Regions from separate parts of the Mus musculus genome. Here region 2 is linked to region 1. The links are chromatin loops, found by intact Hi-C in ENCODE. Cell type or tissue: left cerebral cortex. All regions are shown on one strand. Links, peaks and the distances in the headings refer to the core of each region. The heading gives the core; the rest is flanking DNA. Region 1 overlaps Nrxn3 (neurexin III). Region 2 overlaps Nrxn3 (neurexin III).

Region 1 (12,039 bases), core at 1,719-9,718:
CTTCCCTATGTCACCTAGTAAATCAAAGGCAGATCCAAAAATAGACACAACTATTTATCTAACTATGTGATTCATGCTATATGCATCCAAAATCTCTTTTAAGATTCCAAGCCAAAGCTGACTTTTCAACTCCTGAAAGCACAGCTGTTGACACTTTTAAAGCGTATATGTTTTTATATAAATAGACATGTTTCCCCAATAAGAACTTTGTGAATATTTAAAAGGAGCATATGTACTATTATATATATATATATATATATATATATATATATATATATATATATATATACATATATATATATATACACATACAGATATATATACATATACACATATATGTGTGTGTGTGTGTGTCTGTGTGTGTGTGTGTGTATGTCTGTGTGTGTGTGGTGTGTGTCTGTGTGTGTCTGTGTGTGTATGTTTCAGCTATTATTAATATTCTAGGTGAAATGTGAATGCTGTTTTCTTTTGATTTTCCAAAAGATAATTTGGTTTATGTAAATCTCAATGATGACTGTCCTCCAAATATATGGAGCTGGGTTTTACTTTGAAAATATTTAGGCTTGTTCTTATGAAGTATAATTATGTGTTATTAGTCAAATATTACATAGATCAATAAAAATTAATTGGATGCAAAAGATACAAAGCATGGTGTGAGAGTCTTCAGATATACAGATAGACTACAGCATAGGTTCTGAGTGGATTTGCAATTGAGTAGATGAGATAATATGTAAGATGGGGATGAAATAATCATTAAAATGAACACTGAAAGATATATAGGGATGAACACCATTTGATAGGGCTTCGATGGAATTGGCTATTCATTTGGGGGCCAGTACAGAAGGCTTCATGTATGAGGACAAGAGTGGGCTAGTTCACAAAGAACATCTCAGATTTTTGAAAAAGGAACTGAGTCAAAATGAGTTAAAAACATAGAATTCTAAGCAGTATTTCTAGTATGCCAAATGCAATTACTACTAAACCCATGAAGACTGATGAGTGGACAGTTTGGTTAGGTCAGAGTGAATACACTGGAGAGGAATGAAATGGGTAGGTTAAGATCAAGTGGGCTTACATTTTGAGCGCCACAGGAAAAAACTCTAATGCTCTTGGTGGGCATTAGCAAACCCCTGAGAGAAATGGCTAAAAACATAAATATGTTCAGTTATCTTTGAGCATGTTCTGAGTGGATGGGGAGGATACACAGGAGGGGGAAATAAGACAGATAAAGGAGAGATGAAGGAGCTGATGAGGTTAGGTTTGCAGAACAGATTGAGAGACAGGAGATCAAGGGTCTAGGTAGACTCAACTCTAGAAAGTTTTTTCTAAGAACAGAGTGATTTTGGGCAGTTTTGCTGAGCTGTGGAGGAAGTCCCCTACTTCAATTACTTCAACAGATATAGAATATGATTTCTTGGTTTTGTTGTTGTTGTTGTTATTTCTATTTTTCCTTGTTTTATCTTTTTTATTGAACTTTTTTTATTTATATTTCAAACGTTGTCCCTATTTCCAGGGTTACCCCTCCCCAAGGAAACCCCCTATCCCATCCCGTCTCCCCCTGCTTCTATGAGGGTGTTCCCCCACCCACCCACTCTTGCCTCACCACCCACAAATTCCCCTACACTGGGTATCAAGCCTTCACAGGACCAAGGACTTCTCTTCCCATTGATGCCCAACAAGGCCATTCTCTGCTACATATATGGCTAGAGCCATGGGTACCTCCATGTGTACTCCATGGTTGATGGTTTGGTCCCTGGAAGCTCTGGAAAGGGGAACAAAATACTTACGAAAGCAAATATGGAGACAATGTGTGGAACAGAGACTAAAGGAAAGGCCATCCAAGGACTGTCCCACCTGGGGATCCATCCCATATACAGTCACCAAACCAGACACTATTGTGGATGCCAAGAACTGCATGCTGACAGGAGCCTGATATAGCTCTTTTCTGAGAGGTTCTGCCAGAGCCTGACAAATACAGAGGCAGATGCTCACAGCCAACCATTGAACTGATCACAGGATCCCCAGTGGGGTCCCCAATGGAGGAGTTACAAAAAGGACTGAAGGAGCCGAAGGGGTTTGCAACCCCATAGAAAGAACAATAATATCAACCAACTAGAGCTCCCAGGAGATGATTTTGTAAGAGACATTTTAGCAGAGATCTATAAACTGATTTGAAACTTATCATGGTTTTCAAAGTCCCTTTCAAGTCTCTGTCATGGGAAACACTAAGTGTTTTAGTTGAAATGAAGGCTAATATGCACTCACATGGATGCCTTCCTTGCAGACACTGTTTAGAAGCTGGATCACAGTGTACGTACATGGATGCCATGCATGGAAAAGGGATTAGAAGCTGGATCACAACATGGCAGGCATTTATATTTCAAATGCTATCCCTAAAGTCCCCTATACCCTCTTCCTGCCCTGTTACTCAACCCACCCACTCCAGCTTCCTCGACCTGGCATTCCCCTGTACTGAGGCATATGATTTTTTCAAGACCAAGGGCTTCTCCTCCCAATGATGGCAGGCCATGTTAACTCCTGAGATTTTTTTTTTTCTGCTTGCATAGTTTTTCTCAAAGGACACAAAGTGACTGACGTCCAGCAGCTTACATAAGTTGCTTGGTCTTTATAAACATTTGCCTTTGTGATCTTGATCTAAGGAGGCTGATACAACTGCATGAAGAATTGTCCCATGAAGCTAATCTCATCTTTTTGGGACTGTTGCTGCCAAGCAGGAAGGATGAGAAACTAGAGAGGAGAAAGTGTAAAACTTGCAAACAAGTGTCATTAGCAGACAGGTCTGTGTGATCTTTTTCCAAGCCACAATGAAGAACAAAGGACATGTTTACGTGTTAGGATGAATCACAAATGTCTTCTTAATAGACGGGTGGATCTTCCATTGATGGTTACAGAACTATGTCCTTAACAGCTTCTTAGTAATATTTGTGTCAGTGGCTTTCATAAAGAGTGGCAATATGCACAATGTATGGGAGGGGGAATCTTTGAGTATAAATATCAGAGTGAGATTAGGAGAACAGAATAAAATGCAAAGAAAGTTAGGTGAGATACATATAATAACTAACATTAAAGAAAGGATAGCATTCCTGTGTGGTTATGATGGCTCAAAGTAGAAGCTAGAAACAAATGGAAGTGTTATATGCCCAGGTGCTCAATGGACTACAGTTAGCATATGGTATCTATTAAATATGCAGGTAAAGTTTTGATGGATTACCACAAGTATGTTGCTATTGCAGCCAAAAATGGCCCCTTGATGCTCTGCAGAGATTAGGCAAAGTATGGAGTTCCCTGCTCTTGAACAAAGACCTTGATTTTTAAAAAATTCATCAAGAAGATACATGTGGTATTATATGAGCATAATTACAACATTTGTAAGGCCATGGCATGAGAATCCCCATAAGTCTGAGGCCATCATAAGCTACATACTAGACTGCTTCAAAAACATGAGTGAATGAATGAATGAATGAATGAATGGGAGAATGAACCAATTAGTGAATGATATCAACAGTAGACTTTCAGTGTTTTCCCTATGTCATGCTACATCATTACAGGATCTCTTTAGCTGATGGGATGGTAGCAGATATGAAATAAACAAAATAACAGAAATATTTCCTGTATTTGTACTGTGTGGGGGGATATAGAGATGCACCGTGTAGAGACTAAGCCCTAGCTAGTCACAGCATTTTCAGCTTGAACCTGAGAATAAACATGCATAGAGAATATCTAAACCTAATCCTAGCCTGGAGACGATCCCAGTTGCAGCCCAAAGCAGAACCACCATGTGGAACCCAGTGGAGATAAGCCAAACTTTAGTCAGCCTACAGGCATGTGACTGTGAGGATAAGGATTTTCTATGGTAAGTCCCTCAATTCAGGCTAGTTTGTTATCTAGCTTTATCAGACAATGATTGACTCATATGATCATTTTTTTAGTAAACAAATCTCCAAAACGAATTCTGTTAGATACTCAAATTCTAAAGTCAGGACCTGAATGCCAGGGCTTGGTCACACACCTTTTGTCTCTGTATGGAGCAAAGAATAAAGTATTAAGTTACTTCTCGTCTTTGTCTCTTAATCCTTTGAACTTGGGAAGTTCAGGAAAAATAGTTCCTTGTAAACCGACATTCGTGACACAGAAAGAGTCTTGTCTGTTCGCTAAGCTTTTATTAGCCACCAACCAAACTGCCTTGCTTACACTAAAGTCAACAGTGTCTTCTAGAAATTGCCTGACCTTAGAAGTGTTCTTTTCACTAGAGGCCATTTGCCCCCTTGCTTCCAGTAAATTAGTGACTAGATTTATACCTGTTTTCTCTGTAGCAAAGTGATGTAGCTTGAACTTAGCCTACCTAAGAATGAATGGGCTATACAAAGTAGAATCAAAACTTTAAAAAGCTTCTTTGTGTTGGAAATGAACCCTAGATGCAGTTTTTGAAAAGTCTATATTTCACAGTATAAATATGTACATGTATATTTTCCAACAAGGCAAAAATCATTTCATAACAAAAATATGTTAAGTACTTTAGGTACTCCTTTCAAGACCTTACGAAATCTCTACAAGTGAATGGTATAAAAAAGGAAAAAAAAATCCAAATTGTGTGATCTTTTCAAAGGGAGCAGTTGCACAGAGGTGATGAGACCCACGGGGCTCCCACTTTGCCAGATTAAGAAACATTCTTGCTGGGTAGAGGTGAAATTAGTATGGACATTGGGAATGGCAAGAGTGCTCATTTCTCGTTTAGAAAAGCCTTCACTCTTAATTTATGCATGATATACATGTGCTTCTTTGCAAGAATCCAAAAGAAGAAAATGAATTCAGATATCATCAAACTGCCAAAAATAACTAAAGAGGAACAATATTTCCCATGCAATGCCACAAAGCACTGTGTTCCTACCAAGTCACAGACTGCTCCTCTGACATCATTAAGAGCAAAGCCCCCTGCCCTCTGAGGGAAAATATTGGTATGCATTTAAAAGTCTAAAAAAAGCACAATAAGCTACTTCATTTTAAACTTACTGGTGCATGTAAATTTCCCCCTTTATTAGATTAAACCATTGTTCTTTGCTCTCTTCTTATTTCTACTTCCTATACCACTAACAATTTACTGATGAATAAGCTCAGCAATATTTCTGTATGACAGATGAGCTTCTCTGACTGGCTGATTACTGCACAGACGGAAACCATTCCTAGGGAAGTCTTAGAAGTACCTCATTCATTCGAATTTCCTTAGGGCATGGGGTAGGATTTATTATCTGAAATGGAAGCCAAAAGGCAACAGGCCTCTATTCAAGGTCATACTGAAAGCAACAGCGTCTGATTCCTTGTCTGCAAATGTGCTTTCCTTAGCCACCCGTAAAATATATTCATGACCTCAGCTACTTCAAGTTATCCCAACTCTTCTGCAGAAAGCCACTTTCAATTTGATGCAAGTGGTTAGCCGTGCATTTGTTTTCTGTAGCAAAAATCAGTTCGTACGCTAGTAAGACTGATATTCCTATGTGTTCTTTGTCTGTGTATCTCCCCTTCATCGTTTCATTGAATTGATCATAATAGTCTTAAGGACAGTTTTGAAAAAAATTAGTCATGATACATATTTTCAAAAATCCCCAAAATAAACTCATGTTGGTATTTAATCACAATAGTAATTATTATTTCAGTTTTAAAAAGTCATTCCCTACTCCTGCCAATTTCACTAAAATTGGTGTTTATACAAGATCTGTAAATAAGTCAAATGCCTGTCTTCTACTGTTGTGCCTTTAGGAGCGTGTGCATATTCTGAGTGTGGGTAAAGCCGTTGTGGGCGAAGGTAGCACCTATGTAGGAGTAATCATATATGAGGCAAACCTGTGACACAGAGCCATATTACAGGGAGATGAGAGAAAGGCCACAGAAGGGTGAACTACCCACCTTGCCTGCTCTTCCCTTGGCAGTGCAGATCTAGCCACATAACTCTGTATTGATGTATAAGCAGAGAGCTTTCACAGTTCTTCCTTGAGATCATTCTGACAGCTCACCAGCTGTTTCCATGCTATTTTTTGCCATCGTGCCATGGCTAAGCCACAGTGTCTTCTCTGTTACTCTGCCAACAGCATTACTGCCTGCTGTTCTGTGCTCAGAGTCCGTTTTCCCAGTGAATCTCTACCATCTTGTCCCTTTCTCACTCCCCTGGCAGAGGAGTGAATTTCAGTCATGGACAGATAGTCCCTGGGGGAAACCTAGATGAAGGTGGTATGGAATGGCTACATAAAAACACACAGGTATATGCACAGATATGCTTATGTAGCAACAACCATGAATGGAAGCATACAGCCACTGATGTATTAACCAAAACCTTATCTTCATGCAATACTTTCTGACACTTGAAGCAACTGTCATAAGGCAGGAAGAACACAAATATTAGGAGTTAAATTCTAATTTTGATTTTCTGTTCTATATTTTTCTAGCTGGATAGTTCACTGTCAGTTTCCTCATTTTACAAATAAAAACTGTTTGTATAGGTAGTTTGCTGTGGGTTTTTTGTTTGTTTATTTATTTATTTATTTATTTATCTTTAACCAATGAATTCAAGAAACCAAAATGAAACCACAAAATGCCTAGGAAGAGAACCTGAACTCGAATCTTAAGTTCATGAACTTAAATTCTTCCTCATCTTAAAGACTGTCATCAAGGTAAGTGTGAGGTTTGCTTTACAAAGGGACTCAACAAGCATGACCATCTGGTTTCTAGACATTGTTAGAAGACTCTGACCAGAGAAAGGGAGGGTAGGCTAAGTATCAGGTCAGAAATATATTGTCTCCCGGAGATTCCACTTAACACAGAGTGAGGAACTATATAACCAGTAGAGAGGCATACCTTTGTAGAAACCAGAAGTAGATTTTCTGTACCTGGTCAGTTTTTTCAATACTAAGAGAAAATTAACTTTTGTTTCTGAAGCCAAAGAGTCCAAATAGGACAGGAACGATTGGCACACATTAGTCTTCTTTCATCTCTTTCCTGCCATTGTTGTTGAGTTTATAAATAACTGCCTTTGTTTGGCAGTTATTGGGAACCACCACTTTAACTGCAGGTGTCCTCATGAATGTATTGCTACGCTGCTCCTCCATCGCCACCAGCACTGTAAAACTGTTTAGACTACCACATTTATCACTTTCTGCCTCATGACTGTGGATACAGGGTGATAAACCACTTCAGTTTCCTGTTGCCATGATGAGTCTGCCATGATGGACTGTCCTCTCAAACTGAGTCAAAACCAACTCTTCTTCTCTGAAAAGAGAAAGCACTAAGCCTAAAAGAAGGTGTGTCTTTACAATATGGTGTGCCTTCTATAACTAAGTATGTACAAGACACACAAATACAAGTCAAAGGTAACGATAGTAACATCATCCCTTCCTTGTTCTCGTGTCCGCCATACTCCCTGGATCTTATACTCTTCTACATCATATTCCACATAGCTCCCTGATTTCTGAAGCAAGGGATCCAATAAAGGCATCCCTTCCAGGAATAAGCACTCTAAGATATTCCACTCTCTGCATAATGTGGATCTTATATTTGTTCCCGTCTCCTACAGGAGGAAGCTTCTCTAATGATGGCTGAGCAAGCCACTAATCTATGAGTATATTGGAATGTCATTTTGAGTCATTTATTACTAGTTTTTCTGGTTTTGTTTTTAAATTAGTTCACTAGTATTTGGTTTTATCCTAGGTAGCTGAGCTATCTAGTCTCATGTTATTGGTCACCAAAACAGTGTTGGGTATGGGTTCCATCCCATGATGAAGTGGGCCTTAAGCCAAGTCAGGTATTTGTTGGTTACAAGGTTTGTGCCATCATTGCACTAGCATATTTTCACTTAGGACATCATTGTGGGTCAGAGGGTTCATAGCTGCCCTGTTGTTTACATATCTTCTTTTGGTACTTTCCTGTACCAAAGAGACTAGAACATAGAGATGAAGACCCTATGTAGTTACCAGCTTGGCTGTTCCCATTCAATAATTTGTATGGGTATTGTCTTCAGCGATAGAGCCTTGCTGTCAGTTTGCAGAGTGCAGCCTACTGTCTTAGCAAGACCCTTGGTTTTCTGAGAATTCCTATGGGATTCCGTTGAAAAACAACCCAATAAACAACCAAACCCTGCTACTGGAAGCTTCATTTGGTGACAAGAAATGTCCAGGTGGAACCTGTCTTCCTGATTATTTGGCTCTTTCATTTAGAATTCCTTCATATATGTACTTATTTTTTAAATTATTTACTGTATTATGTTTTCATACTGCTCAAATCCCCTTAATTTCAACTGTCTTTCCCGAAATTCACCTCTCACATCTCCCTTTTCCTTCCTCCCCACTTACCCTCCTGCTCCAGCCTTCCCCCATTAATCTATAACTATTTTATTTCTCTTTCCTAATGAAATCTATCTGTACCCTCTATACCTATCCCAGTGGACCTATACATTGTAAGTCAGTAGTCTGATTCATGTGTGACTTCCAAGTCATACACCTTGCAATGATCAGCTCCATCATTTCTTCTGTCTGAGCATTAGCCTTCTCATAACCGAAATGAAGAGACCACGGGTTTTCAAAATTCCTTTTCAGCTTGGTTATTTGTCCTCTTTTGGTGCAGAAGTCTAAAACCCTAGGGTATTTTTACATCTGGTTGTGTGGCTTCCCCTTCTCTCTCTCTGGTGATAGTCAAGGGACCATAAAGACACAGAGTTCTCCAACCTTTCCTACTTAGTAATATATGAAAATAGATAATGTTTCCCTGCGGAAACTCTTTAATTTTCAAGATCAAATGGAGTAATCTATGAAGCTTTTTCTCCCTGGAAATATAATGTAACATTATCTAGAGAAGGCCATAGTCTGTATAACACACACACACAAACACCATGATCTTCATCATCATCATCATCATCATTGCTTTGGGAAGCCTACTATGACAGCCTGAGTAGAATGTAACAGGAAGAAAATCCAAGGCCTGTAAGGCAGAGTGATTAAACACCCAAGTTTTGCCTGGGTATTTTGCATACTGGTGCAATGCCTTTGGTTCCTGAGATCATCATCATCACAACGTTCTAAAGAGGGACCATTATAAGTTGATATCTAGATAGAATTATGCCCCTCAGAAAGATACGGTGAAGCTCTAGTCTCTAGTATCTGGAAATGTGACCTTATTTGAAAATACCCTTTAGCAATACAACTAAATGAACATTTAATCATTAGCATATATCATTACCCAACATGGTAAGAGTCTCCATAAAGAAGATACAAACAAAATCAAAGGAAAATGCAATATAGCAATAATAGAATCAGAAATTAGCATGGCCTAAATTGCATGGCAATGACACTGAAGGATTGACAATAAGTATCAGAAAGTAAAAAGAAGCAATACAGGATTCTAGTAATCAGAATCACATCTGGTCACCAATATTCAAACATATTAACTCTAAAGAGTTAATATCTTTGGTAAATTTTATACCCGTTTCCTGACTTCAAAATGATTTAAACCAATTTCACTTGCTTTCCATATCCATGAATTCAAACAAGAATGTTCTGTGATATCCCCACCATCAACATCCAATTGGTACTCACTTATAAGGGGATATTGGCCATAAAGTACAAGATAATCAACAGACCCAAAGAAGCTAAATAAGATGGAGAGAACAAGAGAGGTTGGTTGAAATTTTCTCAGAAGGGGAAACAAAATACATATCAGAGGTCAGTAAAAGGAGAGACCTGGATGGAAGAGGAGATGGGGAGGGGAGAGGGAAGGTTCATATGTAGGAAGATTGGGGACAGAGAAGGAAGATCAGCTGGGGGTGTGGGGGCAATCTTGAGGATGTGCCTGAGACCTGGGATGTGGATTGGCCACAGAAGGTCTAGAGTGACTCTAGCTGTGTAGCTGGGATTCCTAGCAGTGGCAGATATGGATTGTGCAGTGGCCACTCCCTATAATCAGGCAGGACTCCCAGTGGAGGGATAAGGACACCAATACTCTAACCAAGCCTTCGATCCCAAATGTGCCCTGCCTACAACATGTGCAGGGACAAAGATAGAGCAGAGTCTGAGGGAATGGCCAACCACTGAATGTCCCAAATTGAGACCCATCCCATGGGCCAGAACCAATCCCCGACATTATTAGTGGTTCTCCCTCATGCTTGCAGATAGGAACCTAACATAATTGTTTTCTGAGAGGTTCCATACGGTACCCAACGGAAAGAGATGCAGAGACTCACACCCAAACAGTAGATGGAGCTCCAGAATCTGGGAGAAAGATTAATGGACCCAAAGAGGATAGGGACTACACAGAAAGACCAATAGAGTCAACTAACCTGGACCCTCGGGAGCTCCCAGATATTGAATCACCAAACAAGAGCAAGCACAGGCTGGACATAGGTCCCCTGCACATATGTAGCAGATGAGCAGCTTGGTTTTCATGTGGATTCCCCAAAGAACTAGAGTAGAGGCTGTTCATGAGCCTGTTGCCTACTTTCCTGCCTGTGGATCCTGCACCCCTAAATGGACAGCCTTGTCTGGCCTCAGTGGCAGAAGATGCTCCTAGTCCCTTAGCAGGATGGGGTTGTGGCAGAGTGGGATTGGGGGGGGGGTAATAGAGGGGTTGACACCCAGAGGGGAACTTTGCCTTCTAAGGGGAATCGGGGAAGACTTATGTGAGGGGTACTGGGAGAGGAGGAAGGGCTGATGCTGGGTTGTGAAAAAGAAAGTACAAAGCAGTCTTGTGACTTGGCTGCTTGTTTTGTTGTCCTCTTATTTGGCTCATTGTTTCCTTTTGTTTTGCCTAACATGAAGCAGTGCTCTTGAATACGGTATTAAAATATGTAGAAACAGTAAAAGAAAGAGAAAGAATGAGGCTGTTGGAAACAAAGCTATCAGGAGAGACCCAGAGGCAATGCAGTGTATTGGAAGAACAATCATGGACATATTCCTTTGTCACTTGAGATGCCTAGCATTTATTTATACAATGAGCACAATCTATCAACTTTAAATTAATAGATATTTTGAATCTTTGGCTTCATAAAATACTGATCTGCTTTTAGGCATAATTTCTTTTCAAGCAACCTAATACTAGCCTCCCCATCTCTCACCTGAATGGCCTTTATTATATGTACTGAATTTTGATTAAAATTTACCTTAAAATTAATTTTAAGACATCATATATATACTAACATACAAGATATTTCCTATATATTCTGTCTTCTTGTGACTACTCACCCATAAACCACATAATGCAGATAATAGGGTACAATTTGCAATTCTGTCTCTACCAATATAAATACTAGGGCTATCCTGTCTGTTTTCTATTTATTCTTCTCATTATAGCAGATTGTGTTTTATGCTGAATTTCCCTACACCTTCATGATAATTTTTAGAGCTTTGTTGTTGTTTAGAAAGAGCTGTGCCCCACTGAATAGCCAAGGAAGCAAGAACAGTCTACAATATGAACTTTGTTTCCTTGAAGGGTTTGTGTATGAAATATACTTGCTAGTATATTGGAAGTGCTATAAGAGAAAGCACAACGTTTTGAGATGGTCAAATTGAATGTCTTAAGGCAAAGTCCATTTGGGTGTGACCTAATTTGCCAAGATGACTTCTTAAGCCCATGGAAGCCAAATGTCAATGACAGGTTAAACACATGGCCACTAGGTTCATCTCAAGAACTGACAGAGTTTCAATTTTATGTTTCCATGGCAACCAGAGGACCATCAGCTGGCAAGAAACAAGATGGTTCTGGTGTTACTTATCTTTTGCCATTCTTATTTTCTCCCATTCAATTACACATCTCTGTGCATGAAATTGTCCTTTGAGTCTCTAACCAAATCTTCTCACGCTCTTGGATCCAATGGAAAAATAGGAAGGATGCCCCTCATGCAGCATCAACTATTGTCTATGTTTTACCTATTCTGTTTAATACAGTAATTAGGTGGGTATTACATAGGCTGCACAGTAAGAGAGAAACAGGTAATCTTCCTGGGGTATGATAACATGCATAAGGTTAACTAAAATGATAAATCAT
Region 2 (12,039 bases), core at 2,689-10,688, 83 kb after region 1:
TGCAGAGAACTCTGGATCTCTGGGAATAGTTCAGAAATCCCTTCCCTAGATGCGCAATCTGTGAGCCTTATGCATTCTTTACTCTGAAACCTCAAGCTCAGGAAAAGTGTGGCAGACGTTTTAGAAGGAGGCCCATAACTACTTACTTCCATATGTAGCACTAAAGTAACATGATTACTTCAGTCTGTTCATAAGCAGATTCCCAGTACTTTTAGACTTTGGTCTCAGGAATCAGATCCAACAAGTTCATGGCAAGTCATGACCCTCATCAGGGCAAGCGTTTCCTACTCCTGACTTCAGGGATCATGTCTGAGACCAGAGGAATTTGTCTGCCCATCAAAACCCTCCATTACAAAAGTTTTGAGAGGTCACGGCATTCACAAAACTGACGCATCACAAACAACTATACAAAGAAAATTTGACATGCGTTCCATTGAAAATAATATAAAGAAGTCATAGCTCCGTTGACATCGATGAACTTCCAGTATTCCTATGCCAAATACGGCAGTCTCACTCACATGTGAATATTTTTTTTCTCCTCTCCTCTTCTTTCTTTGGTCTCATTTCATGATAGTAGAGGCCCACTATGTCCCCGAGTGTCCCCTGGCTGCTTCTTAGACTTGTCTGGGCAACAATTTGGGCTCCCAACCCTGAGAAGTCAATAAGACTCAGCTATTTGTGAGAAGGATGGCTGCTGTGTCCCAGTCAGAATCATTTGAGGCCATTTTCTCTCATTGATAGAGGAGAAAGATTCACTTACAGTAGAAATGCAGCCAGCTTGCAGCATTGAATTCAATTACCCAGGCCCAGAACTGGCCAGTGTGCCCTGTGGTTAGAAAGGAAATGGGATAAAAGGGTTATCTTGCTTTTTTTTTTCTTTCCTTTTGTACCCTAGTGTCATTAATTGAACTTGTTCATTTTCATATTACTCACGGGACTCTCCTCTCTGATAAAATGAGGATTTATTTAATGAGACAGTTTTGATAAAATGCCCTGTCAGGGGAAAAGAATCCTAGGGTTAAATAGACATATATTAAGGTTAATCCCTGTCAATTTACGATCAAATCCTCAAAGTTGAGACTGGGGTTTTTGGAAATTTAAATACTTTCATTACTTACACAGCAGTTTTGATAATGGTAGCTCACAGCCACAAAAGGTGTTGCTCCCTGTACAGATAAAGAGGAGTTCTTTATACAAGGAATTGGTAGGCATCAAAGCACAAGTGGGAGGTGGGAACCTACCAAGAAGGGCCTGAGTCAAATATTTGTCTTGCTACATGGCACTTGAGTAATTCTCATACTTATTAAACTTCACTAGTTCTTTCTGCCCCACACACAGAGGGGTATGAAGGTAAATCTTCACCAAGACTTTATCTATTGCTGGTCTTAGGGTAAAGGTACTCTGCTTTCTACTTTCAAAAAAAGTTACAGCACTGTGTTCACAAGAAAAAGCAGATGCTGGGACAATAGCTCCTTTGGCAAAATGCTTGCAAATGCATGCATGACAATCTTAGTTCAAGACCTGGCATTCATGTAAAAAGCTGAGCACAGTTGAGAAGACTTGTTATATCTGAGGGGTCAGAGACAGAAAACAGCACCTAGTCTTGTCCTTGAGCCCCAGTCCCAATGAGAGGCCCTGTCTATGAAGATAAAGTGAATGGCACCTGAGGATCACTACCTGAAGCTGAGCTCTGACATGCACAAGTACACATGTGCCTATACCACAACACACACACACACACACACACACACACACACACACAGAGAGAGAGAGAGAGAGACAGAGACAGAGACAGAGACAGAGACAGAGAGACAGAGAGACAGAGAGATACAAAGACAGAGACAGAGAGATAGAGAGACAGAGAGATACAAAGACAGAGACAGAGAGTAAATTTTGTTAAAATGAAAAAAGTTAAAGCCACCAACAAAGGATTTTTTTACTTCAGATTTGCACTTTCCAGGGAATGCATAAAGGGCAAGCATAGTTGATATTAAATCGATTTAAATCAATATGAATTACTTGAGATTCTATGCTAGAGGAACTGGAAGAAAATTCCAAAATTATACTACATTTACATGGGAATTAATAGGACTTCAAACTACCTTTATTATTGGTTACTGGGCAAGAACAAATAGAAGCATAGATGTGCAGCTGGCAGAGATGGCCATTTGGCAGTGCCAAGCTATGCTGGCATTTTTGTAGACACACTGCTGATGGTACATCAGGTAGTATCATTCTATATGACACGGTAGACCAGCACCTCTTATGGTGCCAATTGGCACTGAGATCAATGGTCCACAGATCCTCTTCATTTCAATAATAAAGGCAATGCTGCTTGACATGACAGCCTGGAAGCAGTGGAGTGAGCATAAGGGGAGACATGATTCATGCGTGTAAGTGACAAAGGACGTTCTTCCTACTCTGAAGGTAGGAACGATATTTGCAGTATTCTAGCACAGACCCTAGATATTAAAAGAGTACAAAGGGAAGCTGCACACCTGGGTTTTATGTCTCACTCTGGTACGGTATATGATTGCAGGCAAGTCATTGAACCTGACATTCTGAAATGTGTATATTGCCACCTGCTAAGCAGATGAGAATCCTCTGAAAGACCTGACATTTATATGATGCTTAGAGATATTTCAAACCAATTTAACATGAAAGTCCAATTTATAATGACTGACTTAGACTATTTTGGGACAATAGGCAAACATAGTGAACTGTCATACACCCTTTCTGAAAGGTTGGTGATAGGGAAAAACAATTCACATAGGTGAGTGTTATGGGGCAGCATAGTGGACAAAGTCCATTGTTTGAATTTTAGACAATTAGTATTTAAAATGTTAAAAGGATAGGCATCTTTCTTCTCATTCTTCTTAATAAGCCTCCTCTATCTCTGTCTTTCTGTCTATCTCTGTTGGTGGTCTGTCTGTCTGTGCCTGTCTGTCTGTCTCTCTCTCTTCCTCTCTCTCTCTCTCTCTCTCTATATATATATATATATATATATATATATATATATATATATATATACATACAATATATATATATATATATATATGATACTACATTCTATTTATTTACTTTGTGTGCATGTACACTATGTGCAGACATGTCACAGCACATGCACACATGTGAAAATCAGATGATTACTTTGGGATGTCAATTATCTCCTTTCCATGTGGGTCTTAAATATGAAACTCAGGTCACCAGGCCTGGCAGCAAGCACCCTTACTTTCTGAGCCATGTCACTACCCCTACCCCTCTTTTCTTTCTCTTATGGGGTTCCAATCGAAATCAGACTTCCCCCCTTCCCCACTAAGTCCATTTAACTTAGCCTTTCATTTTCGAATGAATGGCCCCGCCAGTTACTTCTTTTCAATGAAGCCAGAAGGAATAGCAACTAGCTGCATGAGTAATAAGCAGTATAGACGGCAGCAGCTCATAAGACTGGTGGATTGTGGGGGGAACACACTGTTTCCTAGCACAATGTGTATTTCCTGCAATATGTGTAACTAAGCAGGAATCCTACCACACTGGGGATAAATTACAGAGTGCGCCAAACTGCATAAGAAAAACAATCCAGAACAAAATAAAACATACACCTTTCTCCTCTGCCACTAAGAGGAAAACAGCAGAATCCTCACAAAAGCATCAGGTTGATATGACTGCAGGGAAATATTTTTAAATACTTTTTCCTTTACTTCTTGTTAAATCCCCACAACATTTTGGCCCCATATAGTCAACAGCACAGTATGGCTTGGTGTCTATTCTAAGAAAAATCAGATCTCTCTCTCTCTCTCTCTCTCTCTCTCTCTGTCTCCCTCTTCTTCTCTCCCTCCCTCATCCTATCCCTCCTTGTCCTCCCTCTCCCTTTCCCTCTCTCTATCCTTCTCTCTCCCTCCCACTCTCCTTCAGACTCCTCCTTCCTTTCCTCCCTCCCTTCCCCCCTCCTACTCTCTATTCCTCTATCCCTTTCTCTCTTTTGGTTTTACAGAGCAACATTACTAGTTTTATTCAACAGCTGGAGAAAGACAATTTGACAACGCTAATCTATCGCAGAGTCCAGGCCAGCCTTCTTCTCTCTCTTCTCTCCCCGATGAGCAGCAGTAATAAAAGCTCAACAGCTCTAAAAGCAATCGATTCTGAAACGGTGTGGTACAATTACCAGCCCGGATGGTGGAAAAGACTTCCAGTAAAATAAAGAGAAGATAAATACAGTCTCTGCAGTGGGAGCAGCTTCTGTTGTAGAAGCAGCTGCTTGGTTCAGCAAGAGACAAGGCACAGGGCCTGGAATGATGTGTGTGTGTGTGTGTGTGTGTGTGTGTGTGTGTGTGTGTGTGTGTGTGTGGAGGGGGTGGGGGTGGTGAATGGCTGGGCAGCCAGCAGCCATACAGGAAGTGATACCGGTGAGAACTCAGCAGACTGTGGGCAGGCAAGTATTTCCAAGGGAACAGCTCACCCATTTATTGTGTAGATGATAGATGACCTGTGACCTTCCATGAGCATATCTTTCCTGCTATACTGTACTTTTCTTGTTTCTTTCTGGCAGGAACCCATCCTTCTTCTACCATCAAAGCAAGCAAACTCATGAATAGGTTTATTCTAAACCCCAAGCAACATGATCTAGAGCACACATTTCCCATAAACTATTTTAAGTTCAGTGGGTAAAATTCCTAATAGCCTTCCTCTCTGAACATGCTGTCATCTGCTGCCTGCCATCCAAGGTGATTATGAAGGGCTGTAAAGATATGAGCATCTAGCAAACAGCTGAATTCAGACACATAGCTCTTTGTTGGGACACTGTCAAACAGTTCATGATCTTGTCCTTGGAGAGGAAAAGGCCGAGTTACCTTCCATCCCACCTGTATTACAAGGCTGACATAGAAAAAAGACTTTCAAACACAGCACTAATATGTTCCATCATTGGGAAATGATGGGACAGAAGCATGTGGAGCACACTGAAAAATAACACTTAAACATGCTTTATATTTGTCAGGTTTTATTTGAACTTACAATTTTGAGTTAGGGGGAAGGACTGAAGGAGCTGGATGGGATGGCAACTCCATAGGAGGGACAACAATATCAACTAACTAGACCCCCAGAGCTCCCAGGGACTAAACTACCAACCAAAGAGTACACATGGAGGGACCCATGGCTCCAGCTGCATATGTGGCAGAGGATTGCCTTATCTGGCATCAATGAGCAGGAGGCCCTTGGTCCTGTGAAGGGGGATGTTAGGGCAGTGAGGGAGAAGTGGGTGGGTGGGTGGGTAGGTGGGGGAGTATCCTCATAGATGCAGGGCGAGAGGGAGGGGATAAATCTAACAGATCTGATTTGCCAGGAACCACACTCAGGTCCCTTAAAAGAACAAAATGTGCTCTTAACCACCATAGCCATCTCTAGCCCCTCATCTTTTTTTATTCTGGTAGTATTTTATATTTAGTATTTTCCCCTAATGGCTTTGCCTATGTACACAGGCACCTCTGTAGACTGTCTAAACATCTAATCCCACCAACTTGGGTTGTTTTGATCTTCCTTCCTCTTGTGAGGAATTGAGTGACCATGTGACACTTCCTTCCCTGTTACTGTGGCTAGCCACATAGAACTCTGAGAATGAACATGCTAAACTCATGGGAGATCCTGGCCCTGCTCATTGTTGATAATTTCAACAATAGATGCTATTCAATGCCTCTAGCCCCCACGCCCCAATTATCTTTTTTTCCTTCTCTTAAGGCCAGGTTGTTTTTCTCCCTCCCACTTGATTCTGTCAATTAAAACAATGTCTGCGGGGAAACACTCTGATCATACCCCACCCACTCCCTACTGCTGCATTGCAGCCTACATTCTCTTTCTGAAGCTATTTGTATCTGCCCTTCCAGTCACCACTGAGGTTGGCGAAAGGTAAAGGCACTAACAGCCAGTTGACAGCAAAAGAACACAGAAGGGATACATTTCTTCAGTTATTTTAGTAGGGTAATTTGGCTGGGAACTCACTGTAGAAATAAACTGAAAAATTATGGCTGCAAAACCAGCAAGTTGGCAAAAAGGGGAAAAAATGTAACTTCGAACCCACTCAGGCATTATCTCCAGCAACAGTGAAAGAGCAGTAGCTCGATAAAAGGAAACACAATTTGGGACTAGCCACATCATTGTTCCTCTTATTCCTTCTTAGTAGATCTCTTCTACATAGCCTGGCAAACGCCTACAGAGGCTTCATCACCCAGCTCAGGTTTTACTACCACTGAAAAAGCTATTCTTCAATCTAGTAGGCAGAGACATGCAATTTGTTCTTCATTTTTCAATCATGAAATGGTACCTCTTCGTTATACTGAACCAAATTTGCAACCATGAATAAACAAAGCATGCAGTCTGAGGTCCCAAAGATGCACACCAGACTTCATCTCTCTCCATATCTCCAGCATCTCCTATACCACACACACTGTTGCCCATGTAAGTTCAAATAATGGAAAGTATTATCATTATTGCCCTGCAGGGTGATGCCTGGTCAGACCAAAGAGCCCAACAGAGTTTTGCATGCTGTTTCTGTTCAATAAACCAACCATGCCTAGCCTGTCAGCTTACCAGTGCCAGCTCTTCCATTTGGGTTTTCATCTTGTTTTCTGAACCCATCTTGGTTTTGACTGAAATCCCTGGCCTCTGGAACCCAGTAACATCTCGGCAATGCTACCCAACTCAATGCAAGCCTCACTTTCTTCCTCTTTCGTCTTTTACCTCATTGACTTCTCTGGTTACTATTGAACTTCCTACAGGTTTTCTCCAAAGGATTCATAAGCACTGAGATGAGATTCACCTACCATGTCTGTCAATAGACTCTGAAATCTGCACTTCAGAACCTCTGGCATTTCAGAACACACAGTTTACACTGGATTTGGCCTTCTGTATTGTGTCAATCACACACTTTGGTGGCAGAGGGTATTGGGTGCACATGGCAGCACTCATGACATCAAACCCTGAAAAACATCTCTGCTTGTGGAGACTAGGAAGGTGGGCATATACTCCACTTCCTGCTCCCTGTGAACTCTGATTAAGATCACTGACAGTCTTTTCTCTATAGCATCTTAATCCTACCCACGCCTTAGAACCCTCCTGGGAGGAAAACTAATACTGGCTGTGGGGTGGCCATGGGCCTCATGTGTCCTTGACAGAGGAGTCTCTTGCTTTTCTCTGCTGCTTCTCATCAGGAGGGCTGTAGATTAAAAGGTCCTGTGGCTTCCTCACCATAGGGATTCACTAGTAAGCATCCATTGCTGTCTAATTCCCAGAATGCTTTTAAGCTGCCTCCATAGCAAGGACCATAGTTAACAAACAAGTGTGGGTATAGTATATATTTTTTGGTTTCATTTTGAGGAAATGTCCAGCTGCTCTGACAAGGAAGGGGGTCTAAGTATTTAGACCATGTCAAGTTTAATAAGAAACCAAATGTACCATGAATTATTTGGCAGAAAATGGAAAGATAGGTAATGGCTTCCTTTTATGAAGCCATCAGTAAGTCCCCCCATCTTTTCTCATCGTGTATGCCAACATTTCTCCTCAGGTGTGTGCTCTTTAAGCATCTTTAGCACACCGACTCTCCTCCTGTCTGTCTGAAGCATCCTTTCCTTTCCCCAGTTTCCAGTCTTGGAAATCAAATGTCTTTCCTGACTTTGCTCTCCCAACCCCCAAGCAAACTAGTAACTTACTTCCAAATAGAACTAATTGGCACCCAGACTGGCCTTTCCCTGGGTTTATCTCCTCAAATATTTGCTTTCAGCTAAGACAATTCCACCAGAACATATTAGCCCTCAGCTGACCTCCCAAAATAATGTGTTTACATGTCAGGAATAGTCCCCACCCAAATTCAATAGCATTGAGCTTCCCATCATTGGTTCTAGATGTTAGTAAAAACAATATGGATAAACCCGAGGGGACTTCAGTGCACCGTTGACAGTTCTCTCTAAATGGTGACCTTCAGGGAAAAGTCAGTAAGCTGATGTCTCAAAGGCATACAGATGTTTTGTCACAAGCTTTACCTTTTAGTAACCCTCTGTCCTCCTAACTCAGCTCTAGCACCCAGAGTAGTGAGCATCACTTCCTGTATCCATACACATAATCTTCCATGCAAGTAAGGGTGGGGAATGGGCTTCCAGTATGCTGCTCAAGATGGGTAAGCTCTCGTAGTGGTCACTGAGTAGAGACAGGAGCAGGATACAGCAGGACAGATGGGTTCAGGGGCACTAAAGAACTAGTTTCCTTGAGTAGTTTTAGAGACTTTTAGAGACTTTTTAGAGACCGGGACAAGAATTTTGGTTGAGTCTCTGACCTGCTCTACCTTTGAACAAACTATTCACCATCCTGAATGTTTATTAATTTATTTATCTATCTATCTATCCATTTATTTATTTATTTATTTATTTATTTATTTATTTATTATTAGATGGTTTCTTCATTTACATTTCAAATACTATCCCGAAAGTCCTCTATACTCTCCCCCAGCCCTGCTCCCCAATCCACCCACTCCTGCTTCCTGGCTTTGGCATTCCCCTGTACTGGGGCATATGATCTTCACAAGACCAAGGGCCTCTCCTCCCATTGATGGCCGATTAGGCCATCCTCTGCTACATATGCAACTAGAGACACAGTACCCTCCAGAGCTGTGTCTCTAGTTGCATATTTATTTATTTAATAGAAGGGGTTCTCATACTGACTGGTGTATAGAAGTCAAATTCGTTGTTAATCCTTTGTATTACAATAACACTGAGTCTTCATACCACCTGTTATCTGTTACTCTGACACCATTTTACATAAGAAAATAACTCACATGGCTTAAGGGATTACACTGAGCAATAGCTGGGAAGCAATAACTGGTGGGCAGAGTTTTACTGTTTCCAAACTGTTAAACTACCTCCACTGATACTCTGGATAATCACATCTGAATACTCTAAGAAGGAAAGCATGAACTACCTGTGAAACAGCTCTATCCATGCCAGGACAGAACAGGCATCCAAGAACTCTGACTTGCTATTCCTGTCTCTACCCTATACTCAACATAGTTTGCTATTTTAAGCCACTGCAGTAGGAGAAAAGCAATAACAGCATTGACACAAACATAGTACTCACCTTACAGGGAATAGAAGTCTATGCTAAGGTGACTATGAGTGAACAGAAACATGTTGCCTCTGATAATATTCTCTATGCAGAAGTAGTTGCATACCTCTTATAGTCTTAGAATAAGAGACATTAATGAGCTAACGTATCAGATACACCGGTGAGATGCTAGTAGGTAGGACACAGCAAAGCAGGAAAAGCCTCCCCTGTTGCAAGTGTCAGATGTTATCTGGTGACTTTGGTAGCTTTTGGGTTGGTGGAAGCTAGTGCTATGCTAAGTTAACACATTAAAGGTTTCTCCTAATAGTTCAAAGACTCCGAGATTAGACACTAAAGTGAGACATGATTAGCTATCAACAGGGCTAAAAATAGCCCAATATAATTTTGGCTCTGATTTTGTAACGGTCCAACTCTTCACAATCACTAAGTTCTAATCAATCAGACTTACAAATCTTTAGCAAAGCGGTAGAAATTTTTTTCTGGGAACTTCAGTTTACAACAGAAGCATGTGTTTTGATAAGAATTTCTTAGAATACAATTATCAAAACACTGGACTTCTATTATTATTCTATTATATTCTATTAGCTGGCTTCTATTCAAATATATCTCAGCCAGGAGGCCATTTAGGACTCCATATATAAAAGCCTCAAGGTTCTGTCAGTGCAGGAATTGAGGACAGTCAGACTTGTGTTGGAGACTGCCTATAATCAGGTGTGCTATCTGAAAATTAGAGGCAAGTGGGCTGTTGTTTCTGGCCCTTAGTACTTTAGTTGTCTCTGATACTGAGTGCCAGCTTTGATGTTGTGCCTATTTTATAAGCTGTGAAGTCAGCCGCGAACAGACATACTAGAAATTTTTAAGATAAATTAGCATAACAAATCTCCTCCATCCCACTCAGGGTATGGCTGTTTTCTTCCTCATCTGGATGCTTCAGCTTCTATTCCAACACTTGTCATTAAGCCTGAGTGAAATCATGGACGTCCATACCTGTCTGTGGAAGAGAAAGAAAGACCTTAGGTCCCTTTAAAACTCACAGAGGATGAAATATGGCCCCACTATACTGAGAAATGATTATCTTTTGTTACCCCAGAGAGACAAAGAAGAGTGAACATTCATGTAAATGATCAGTCTGTGTTTCAACAAAACTTTCCTAACAGCTCCACTGAGACAAATTACCATTGCTTTTCTTGTCCCAGTGTGAGACCAAATCATCCTAGAGTCTTTGAAAGGTTTTCACACTATTTTTCCCCCTTTGGAAAGAATAGTTCATAAAGGTAGAAAAGACAGAAAGAAATTAAAAACAACCTTTTGTCAACAAAGGTCTTACTTCACCATTTTTCTTCAGAGAAACTCAATTGTAAAAGAATTAGATCCGTGGGGTGTACATACAGAAAGTGATCAGTAAGATATTTATCAAACATCTATGGTATAGCAGGCATTGTTCTGAAAACTTACAGGAAACTCCTTTTAATCTAGGGGTTGAGCCCATTGTGCATATGAGAAAAATGAGACTCTGAATTCTACAACTTCTCTCCAGGTCACCACGTAGTAGATGCTGGAGCTGAGACTGCCCATGAATAAGAGTTTTTATTGCATAGACAAAGACTTTAGGATCTGCTTGGCTCTAATTTGACTGTACCTCAAAGGATTGTGTGTCTAACTTCCACACCCAGGCATGAGCCTGTGCTCACATAATTTTGAACTCTGTTTTAAGTGCTTTAAAAATATTAATTCTACACCCTTAGAAGAGTACTTCAAGAGATACAGAACTTTTTTTTTTTGCAGTTGAGGAATCAAATATACAAAGAAGTAACTTAGCCAACATGTCTTCTTCCTGGTCCTCTTGCTCAGAAGGCTTATGCCCACACGGCACCTCACTCTTGGGGACCTAACAGCATCTTTCTGCTTTGGCAGGTCTTCCTGAAACTGATTTCTTTGCCGAGTTACAGTCACACATTTATCTAAAACCTCCCTGGACCACTGTGAGTATGAAGGTGCCATTCTGTCTCCAGTTAATTTTGTTGAGACATATTTGCAAGAACTATTTTAGTATAAATGGTAAAGATGTATTTCTGAAAATGCCCATGTGGTCCTTGCAAGGCCCCTAGTTTTCATCTGGTATAGATAACTGAGAAGAAAGCAATGGGGCAAGGGAGGTTGATCATGCCTTGTGAAAATGAGAACCTGTGTTCAATTCCAGGACACACAGGAAAAGCCAGGCATGGTGGTGTATATTTATAATTTTACCTCTGAGGAGGCAGAGATGGTCAGATCTCTGGTGTCTATTGGCCAGACAGAGAAGCTGAGCTGATGAGTCTGGAATCTGAGTGAAAGATCTTGACTCAAGAAAGATGACAGACTGCCTCAGAGGAAACAGAGTCTGACCTCTGGCCTCTACATACACACAAAAATATGATCACATACACATATATACATACACATACATGCATATACAAACGTCAGGAGATCCTAGGGATGGGACATTACATAGAGAGTGGAGGAAAAGACAAATATTTCTGAAGGTTAACTTGTAATTTCCAGAACAGGTATCTTTACTGTAATTCTTAGGAACATGAGTGAAAGATGCCACTAAGAAAAGAAATTTAGACCATCTCAGGTGCAACAGAGGAGCTTAATGGGCCTGCTGAACTACCCCAGCACAGTTAGTTAGACTGTGATTTATGTGTCTACTCCTCAGTAGAAAGATGGGGGCAGGAAGGATGCTGAAAACCTGATGGACCACTGAACAGGTTCCGATGAAGGCATGTGCTACCTTGGCTATGTAAGTAAATGTTCTAATTTTTAGAAGGCCCAGTAGATGCTGGCCTTGCGACTAATTCTAGTACCAAAATTGAGTGTGGATTCACACAGGTATCATGTCAAAATCAAGGAATGCTGCCTCCTGCCAGACTCCCTGATATCAGTTGGCCCAAT

Evidence for each region. Hi-C counts contacts between places; a loop is a spot of excess contacts. Peaks named below come from ENCODE experiments on the same cell type or tissue, not always from the same donor. Only the 100,000 strongest peaks of a DNase experiment are listed, where the experiment ranks them.
Region 2: a loop joins it to region 1, with 6 times the contacts of the local background. A loop is called at or near these places in 2 of 42 quality-filtered maps.

The regions. Positions count from the first base shown.
Region 1 is chr12:90,136,195-90,148,233 of GRCm38, reverse strand. The region is part of intron 15 of Nrxn3 (neurexin III); the gene reads right to left. Among named protein-coding and RNA genes, the nearest start is that of Gm40538, 270 kb to the left of the region's middle. In left cerebral cortex, for the core only: a CTCF peak has its summit at 5,733; DNase peaks (open chromatin) are centred at 3,785, 4,816, 5,315 and 6,046; H3K27ac peaks cover 3,948 bases.
Region 2 is chr12:90,053,811-90,065,849 of GRCm38, reverse strand. The region is part of intron 15 of Nrxn3 (neurexin III); the gene reads right to left. Among named protein-coding and RNA genes, the nearest start is that of Gm40538, 350 kb to the left of the region's middle. In left cerebral cortex, for the core only: no CTCF peak of the experiment used is centred there; a DNase peak (open chromatin) is centred at 5,954; H3K27ac peaks cover 819 bases.